Linked DNA regions of Homo sapiens: region 1 is linked to region 2. A link is an interaction called in ENCODE POLR2A ChIA-PET data of the cell type or tissue named here. Cell type or tissue: OCI-LY7. All regions are shown on one strand.

Region 1 (4,000 bases), 200 kb after region 2:
AGGTAGCACTGATGGTCCCTTGCTCTCCCCCAAAGTGGTGGGCGTCAAGCTGGACCTAGAGGCTTGGGCTGAGAAGTTCAAGGTGCTAGCCAGCAACCGTACCCACCAAGACCAGCCTCAGAAGGTATTTGGGCAGGGGCGGGGGCAGTAACCCAGCAGTGCCCTTCCTGGAGTCCCCTGGAACCCCCACCAACCCTCCACTCAGTGGCTCCAACACCTACATGGAGGCAGGGCCAGCTGCAGATGGCCTGGGGAACCGGATGTATGAAAGGTGATGGGAGGGAGGAAAACTGGTGGGTGGCTTACGGTCCTCACTCTCTGCCCAGCAGTGCGGCCCCAACAGCCACTGTGAGATGGACTGCGAGGTTAACAATGAGGTGTGTGTGCCCTGAACCTACCCTGGACCCTAGCTTACCCCACTTCCAGACTTCCTAGTCCCAGCCGCGACTCCCAGCACATCCCTTGGCCTGTGGGTCTCAACATCCCCACCCTGACTTCACAGCCTTCCCAGGACTGGGGGAGTGATGCCCCCCAACTCTGAACCACTGGACTGCCTGCGGTGGAAGGTCCGGGGCCCAGCCCCTCTCCATTTTCCTCCCCATTCCCTTCCTCCTAGGACTTACTCTGTGTCCTCATTGATGATGGAGGATTCCTGGTGCTGTCAAACCAGAACCATCAGTGGGACCAGGTGAGGATCAGGAAGAGAGTGAAAGAAGAGAGTAGGGATTTGAGCCTTCTAGGGGTGTAGCACTGCCAGCCCTGTGACCATGGCTTTCTCCTGACATCCTCAGGTGGGCAGGTTCTTCAGTGAGGTGGATGCCAACCTGATGCTGGCACTCTACAATAACTCCTTCTACACCCGCAAGGAGTCCTATGACTATCAGGCAGCCTGTGCCCCTCAGCCCCCTGGCAACCTGGGTGCTGCACCCCGGGGTGTCTTTGTGGTGAGTCCCCAGAGATGCCTGGACTGGAGATGGGGGGGACTGGGAGACCTGCCCACAGATGACCCCCTACCTCTGACATTTGATAAAGCTGGGGGTGACCTAGGGCGAGGGGCAGCAGTGGCAGTCCACGCCCCTCTCTCCACTGCAGCCCACCGTTGCAGATTTCCTTAACCTGGCCTGGTGGACCTCTGCTGCCGCCTGGTGAGTCCTGAGCGGGAGGTGGGTAGAGAAGGTGCTCCCTGGCCGGGAGGGCTCAGAAGAGAAGTAGGGCATGGCATCGTCCTCTGCTGACCACCTGCACTCGGCTCCCCGTGCGCTGCAGGTCCCTGTTCCAGCAGCTTCTCTACGGCCTCATCTACCACAGCTGGTTCCAAGCAGGTAGGTAGGGCTTTGGAGGCGCCTCCTCAAGTCCGGGTCCCCAATCTGAGCTAAGACGACTCCATGGGGAGGGTGGGGTCTACGACTGAGGGAGGCCGGAGACCTTGCCAGGGTCTGTGGGCGGAGCTGAGGCGCTCTGGGCCCTCGCAGACCCCGCGGAGGCCGAGGGGAGCCCCGAGACGCGCGAGAGCAGCTGCGTCATGAAACAGACCCAGTACTACTTCGGCTCGGTAAACGCCTCCTACAACGCCATCATCGACTGCGGAAACTGCTCCAGGTGCTGGCAGTGGGGCGGGACCAGAGGCCAAGGGCGGAACCTGTGAGCGGGGCGAGACGCTCGGGAGGATGGAAGGGGCGGGGCCTCCGAGCGGCCGGGGGCGGGGCCGCAGGATGGGGGTGGGTCAGGGCGGGGCAAACTCAACGCCCCGCCTTTCCGGGCTGCCCGCAGGCTGTTCCACGCGCAGAGACTGACCAACACCAATCTTCTCTTTGTGGTGGCCGAGAAGCCGCTGTGCAGCCAGTGCGAGGCTGGCCGGCTGCTGCAGAAGGAGACGCACTGTATCCTGCCCCCGCCCTCCCCGCCGCCCGCTCCCCCTCTGCCCCGCGCGCCCCCTCCGTGCCGCCGCCGCCGTCCGCCTCCTTGACTCCCCACCCATGCCCAGCGGACGGCCCGGAGCAGTGTGAGCTAGTGCAGAGACCGCGATACCGGAGAGGCCCGCACATCTGCTTCGACTACAACGCGACAGTGAGGAGAGGGGGCGGTGGACCCGAAATCCCGCGGCCTTGCGCCCGCCCAGGCCGACCAGCTCCTTGTCTCTCCCCGCAGGAAGATACCTCAGACTGTGGCCGCGGGGCCTCCTTCCCGCCGTCGCTGGGCGTCCTGGTCTCCCTGCAACTGCTGCTCCTCCTGGGCCTGCCGCCCCGGCCGCAGCCTCAAGTCCTCGTCCACGCCTCTCGCCGCCTCTGAGCACCCTGCCCCACCCCACCTCCACTCCCACCTCACCCGGCCTCTTCGCCTTTCCCACCCTCCTGCCCCACACTCCCCGCCTTAGAGCCTCGTCCCTCCCTCACTGAAGGACCTGAGCTGGCCAGGCCCTGAGAGTCTGGTCTGCGCCTTGGGATGGGGAGTCCCAAAGCGGGACGCCGCAGGTGTTTGGCACCCAAATCACATCTCACCTCCGAACTGTTCAAGTGTCCCCAGACCCTTCTTGCCTGCTGGGCTCCCCCCAGTGGGATGGGACAGGGAGGCCACACGCACTGGTGCCAAAACCAGGCCTCTGCTGCCGCCCTTCCTGGAGGCTGCCTATGTTGGGGGGGACCCTGCCTCAGCTGACCCGGCCTCTCTGCCCCACCCAAGCCCAAACTTGGTTTCTGTGAGAATAGTGGAGGAAGGTGAGATGGCCAGTTTGAAGCCTGTGCCTCCCAGCTTAAATCCTAGCAGGAGAGAGGCTCTGGGGCAGCCCCCATGGGCTCCTGCCCCTTTCAGGCCTACAGCCACATCCCCAAGCCCACCAGGTGTCAGGATAGTCACAGTGATACCAGTTCAGACACTACCCCATATACACCTGGAACATTGAGGATGGAAACTGGACTCACATTCGACATACCCCACTGGGCACACGCACAAACACACACACTATGGGGTGGGGTGGGTGTAGGGGCTTACAAAGCCTTACACAGGGCGAGGGGTTGGTGGGAGGGTTGGCACCTGCACACTCCATCTCCTGCTCACCACCTGCCTCTAATCTGAGCTGCAGCCTGGCTGGTCCTCCCATTTCTAAAGCTGAATGTCAAACAGTGCCAAATGCTGGGGCAGGGGGTGAAGAACCCTCTGTCCCACCCCTAGCCACCAGTGTCCTCCAAGTGCCCCCTCACCTCTCCAGGTGCTCATTGTAACCATTTCTCACTAGTGTCAGGCCCCCAGTGGGACCACATGCCACTGCCTGCACCTTTCGGCAGAGGAACCCCCACCAGACATCACCCTTTGCCTTAGCAGGGGTGACTTTGTCTCTCCTGGCTGGGCCATCCTTCCGCCAATCTGGCCCTTACACACTCAGGCCTGTGCCCACTCCCTATCTCCTTCCCACCCCTACACACACACTCCCTGCTTGCAGGAGGCCAAACTGTCCCTCCCTTGCTGAACACACACACACACACACACACACAGGTGGGGACTGGGCACAGCTCTTCACACCATTCATTCTGGTCATTTCCCCCAAAGGCATCCCAGCCTGGGGGCCAGTGGGGAACTGAGGGCAAGGGGATATAGTGATGGGGCTCAGATGGACTGGGAGGAGGGGGAGGGTGATGCATTAATTAATGGCTTCGTTAATTAATGTCATGTTGCTTGTCGCTTTCTCAGTGTGTGTGTGTGGTCCATGCCCACTGCTGGTGCCAGGGTGGGTGTCCATGTGCACCCGGCCTGGATGCCAGCTGTGTCCTTCGGGGGCGTGCGTGTAACTGTAGTGTAGTCAGGTGCTCAATGGAGAATATAAACATATACAGAAAAATATATATTTTAAGTTTAAAAAACAGAAAAACAGACAAAACAATCCCCATCAGGTAGCTGTCTAACCCCCAGCTGGGTCTAATCCTTCTCATTACCCACCCGACCTGGCTGCCCCTCACCTTGGGCTGGGGGACTGGGGGGCCATTTCCTTTTCTCTGCCCTTTTTTTG
Region 2 (4,000 bases):
TGCCTCAGCCTCTTGAGTAACTGGGACTACAGGCATGTGCTACCTTACCGGGTCCCTTTACTTTTTGCCTGCATGTGGCTTTGAGCCTGGGAAGAGTTGAGGGGAGGGAATGTGCTGAAGTTTTCCCTTTCTTCTTCAGCCCTGGGGAGCCACAGGCAGGTGCTGAGTGGCTGGAGCTACAGTTAGTATTGGCAGCCCAGCCAATAGGTGGGGCCCACCAGTCCCCAGGCCGGGCCTAACTGTGTGGGCTCCCAGGCTGGAGGGAGCCTCTTGAGTCCCCAGACTCAGTCTGGGCACTGTCTGCAGCTAACAATGTCAAAAGGAGGCATGGGGCCAGTGTGGTGGCTCACGCCTGTAATCCCAGCACTTTGGGAGGCCGAGGCGGGTGGATCACAAGGTCAGGAGTTCAAGACCAGCCTGGCCAACATGGTAAAACCCCATCTCTACTAAAAATACAAAAATTAGCCGGGTGTGGTGGTGCACACCTGTAATCCTAGCTACTCAGGAGGCTTAGGCAGGAGAATCACTTGAACCTTGGAGGCGAAGGTTGCAGTGAGCCGAGATTGTGCCACTGCACTCCAGCCTGGGTGACAGAGCAAGACTCTGTCTCAAAAAAAAAAAAAGAGGCATGAAGGTGAAGGGGGAGTGGTGTATGTGTCATTAGGACGGGGACCCACGGGTCTCTTGTTCATCAGCCTCAGCATGTCCCCATCCAGAAGGGCTGCTGGGTTCCTCAGGGCCTCCTCTCCTTGCCATTTGATGCTGCTCCTTCTCTTGCAGGTTTTGTACATCAGGAAGAAGAAGAGGTAATTCCCCACCCAAACCCAAATCCCACCCAAAACTTGAGGCCATGGGGAGTGCTGGGCTGGGCTCCGAAGGAAGTGGGTGAAAAGCTGATCAGGGAGTCAAGGCCTGTCCTGCCCATTCATGGTTGGGGGTGACCACTTTCCTTTGGGGAGGGTTGAGGGCCCCCCTTGCACAAGGATCTCACACACAGGGCAGGCAGGTGTGAGGATTCTAGATAACTGGGTATAATCCTGGGACTGGGGATGGCAGGGAGGGGGAAGGCTGGGATTACTCCCACCCAACTGCCCAGCCACCCTTGCCCTGCTGCTCTGAGCTGACTGCTACTGGCTCCCCAGTCCCACCTGAGACTCAGACGCTGTGGATTACAGCAAGGCCCTAGCCTAGGTGATCTCTGTGGGGCCCATGGATGACAGCTACTTGGCGTATGGCCTTACCCTGGAGTGGGTAACTGCTGCCTCCCTGGCTACCCATTTAAGGGGTTGAGCTGGTACTATAGGTGCAAAAATGTCTGTCATTTTTTCCCATTTCAAGGGAAACCTTAAGGCCCTAAGCATGGTTGTGTGCTGTGGCTCAGCTAGTCAGGAGGCAGGGCCTGGAGGGCTGCTGGGAGGGGAAGGGCCTGCCCTGTCCCCAGCAGCCTTTGCCCCCATCCCCAGGCTGGAGAAGCTACGCCACCAGCTCATGCCCATGTACAACTTCGACCCCACGGAGGAACAAGATGAGTTGGAGCAGGAGCTGCTGGAGCATGGGCGGGACGCCGCCTCTGTACAGGCTGCTACTTCTGTGCAGGCCATGCAGGGCAAGGTGGGCACTGACCAGGCTCCCCACCCCGCCTGCAGCATCCTCTGTCCTCCACCCTCACCCTCCCTCCTTTCTCATGCAGCTTTCTAGCACCTGCCTTGTGGTCAGATGGCAGGTATTGGGTATACGGCTTTTTCCAGATTTGTTCAGAAAGTGGTCATATTGCTCTGGGGCCACCCACAAACTCACAGCGCAAGGCCAGGCCAAGGCAGTCCTGGGATACAGCCTGGCTCTGCCCCATAGCCTGCTGATCTTGGGAGCCCCACTGGCATCTCTGAGCCTCAGTGTTCTCTTCCACAATTGAAAATCCTAATTCTTGCCCCATGTGCCCCCACGTACTGGTTAGGAAAGTAGGAAAGGACTAATGGGAGAGACTGTTGGCGGCTAGGACCCCAGGTTCCTCTGCTTCCTGAGGGTCCGTGGTCCTGAGTGGGTTGTGGATGGGGTTAGACTCTTGGACAGCGGTACCTCTGAGTAGGCTGGTGGATTCCCAGTGGCTGACAGACCCAGGCATGTGAAGATCTCAGCCAAACTTGCCTCCTGTGTCCAAAGGGATAGGTACCTGTGTGGCCATCCTGTTGTAACCACTGGGCTGCCTGACCACTTGCCACCATTTCCCCAAATCCCCAAGGGCCAGAGCACCATGAGCAGGCCTGGCCTGCCCCTGACTTATCCAGCCTCTTTGCGTCTTCTTGGGCTCAGAAAGAATCCAGGCTGGAAGTCTGAAGACCCTTTGGTTTTGCCACCAGCTCTGCATCACCTGGGTCAAGATATATTGCCCCCTTGGGATATTCAGGAACTCGCACTGAGAACCTTGGTCCACCCAGCCACTGGGACTTCTGGCCACTTGATACTTGTTTCCCATGTTCCTCCTTGTACCAGCCCCTGTGCTAGGGCCTGGGGATACAGAGTCCAGCCCTCTGATCCCCCACTGGGAAAAGGCAGTGCATGCATAATTAAATCAACACAGTAAGTGCCTCCAAGGTGACAGGGCAAGCTGGGGAGGAGTCATCTGAGCCAAGTCATATTTGTAGGCTGAGCTTGCAGGGAGGGCATTCCAGGCAGAAGCCATTGCTAGTGCCAAGCATAAGCAGGCACCAGGAAGTGAGGGTGGAGGTGACCAGGCCAGTGAGTGCATGGCCTTGCCCATGGTCTCTGATGCCCCTGCCTGTCTTCCTGCAGACTACTCTGCCCTCCCAGGGCCCACTGCAGAGACCCAGCCGGCTGGTGTTTACCGATGTGGCCAATGCCATCCATGCGTGAGTGGCCTGGGACAAGCCTGGACTTCTGATAGAGACCCATCACGGTGCCTACAGAGCTCCCCACTCCCTGATTGTCAAGACCTACTCTGAAGATCTTCCCTGCCAAGACACAAGAGGGCTGAGCCAGGTCCTAGCTGTTCTCCAGACCCACCTGCTGACTTTAGACTCTAAGAGAGGGCCCTAGCCAGGCTGGACTTCTGACCACTGACTTCTCCTGACCTGAGGGCCCTGGCACAGAGGGCATCCCTCATGCTGAGAAGGTCAAGAGCCTCTGCTGGCTTCCTCATCCCCTGTCCAGATCCCTCACATCAGGGTCTGCCCCGCTAATGTGGAGGAAATGAGGGAGATACGGAGTGGGAGGGATTGGGGGAGGAAAGGGGAGGTTTCCCTCTGTTAGGGAGAGACCTGTTTTTTGGAATCTGGAGCCTCCTCTGGGGTGGGGAGAGGAAACCACCCAAGTTATAGGGACAGGGTAGGGCAGCATCTGTTATGGGCCCTGAGAAGCCCAGAGATGGAGCTGAAACTGTCCAGTATGCAAGGATGCCAGGAGAAGGGCAATTCACACCCAGGGTCCATCCATACTACGGAGGGTCCAGGAGGTCTCCCAGCCACCCATCCTTGGCAACCAGATGTTACTGGGGCCAAGCTAGGATGGGAGCTGAGGGGGAAGGAAGTAGGGGAATGGAAGTGGAAGGATGCAGCCCCCCCAGACCTGCCGAGAGGCCTCATGCATGTGCATGAGTGTGCCCATGGGCAGACATGTGCCTGTCCCAGCACAGCGGGCAGAATGAGATTGTCCACACTGGCCCCACCCTCCAAGTCGACCTCTACCCCATGGTATGTAGTGGAGCATCAGGGTAGGCTATCTTCTCTGCCTTCAATCTTCAGGGACTGCAGGGAAGAGGGAAGCACGCACAGCACGGTTCCTCTCTCCACTGCATTGTTTCACTGGGCTCACCTGCTTCTGAAAACGGCTCCCTGTCTTGGGCTCTAATGAGGATCTGGGGTTGGGAGAGGCTGTTGGTCTGAGGGCAGTAATCACAGGCTGCAGGCTAGAGGGGGCAGTTATGACTGCCTGAAAGTGGGTGAGGGATTGCACTTCAGAAAAACATCTAAAAAACTTAGTCTAT

What was found. Peaks named below come from ENCODE experiments on the same cell type or tissue, not always from the same donor. Only the 100,000 strongest peaks of a DNase experiment are listed, where the experiment ranks them.
Region 1: POLR2A ChIA-PET joins it to region 2 with 5 read pairs; 17 of 35 experiments call an interaction of 5 or more read pairs at or near these places.

Annotation. Positions count from the first base shown.
Region 1 is chr3:50,362,955-50,366,954 of GRCh38, reverse strand. CACNA2D2 (calcium voltage-gated channel auxiliary subunit alpha2delta 2) reads left to right here. Exons shown (of 38, transcript NM_006030.4): 29 at 36-124; 30 at 330-377; 31 at 617-688; 32 at 792-944; 33 at 1,093-1,145; 34 at 1,267-1,322; 35 at 1,473-1,599; 36 at 1,771-1,880; 37 at 1,985-2,067; 38 at 2,149-4,000. The coding sequence ends at 2,289. LOC127898564 (CYB561D2-LOC101928965) reads right to left here. Exons shown (of 5, transcript NR_183066.1): 4 at 624-658. LOC101928965 (a long non-coding RNA gene) reads right to left here and starts at 1,592. Exons shown (of 4, transcript NR_183065.1): 1 at 1,240-1,592; 2 at 624-658. RefSeq lists enhancers at 1,222-1,805, 1,806-2,387 and a silencer at 1,709-1,958. In OCI-LY7, a CTCF peak has its summit at 1,170; a DNase peak (open chromatin) is centred at 1,614; H3K4me3 peaks cover 1,199 bases.
Region 2 is chr3:50,558,528-50,562,527 of GRCh38, reverse strand. It overlaps C3orf18 (chromosome 3 open reading frame 18), which reads left to right. Exons shown (of 6, transcript NM_016210.5): 4 at 781-806; 5 at 1,464-1,611; 6 at 2,791-4,000. The coding sequence ends at 2,871. Among named protein-coding and RNA genes, the nearest start is that of C3orf18, 7.2 kb to the left of the region's middle. In OCI-LY7, no CTCF peak of the experiment used is centred here; no DNase peak of the experiment used is centred here.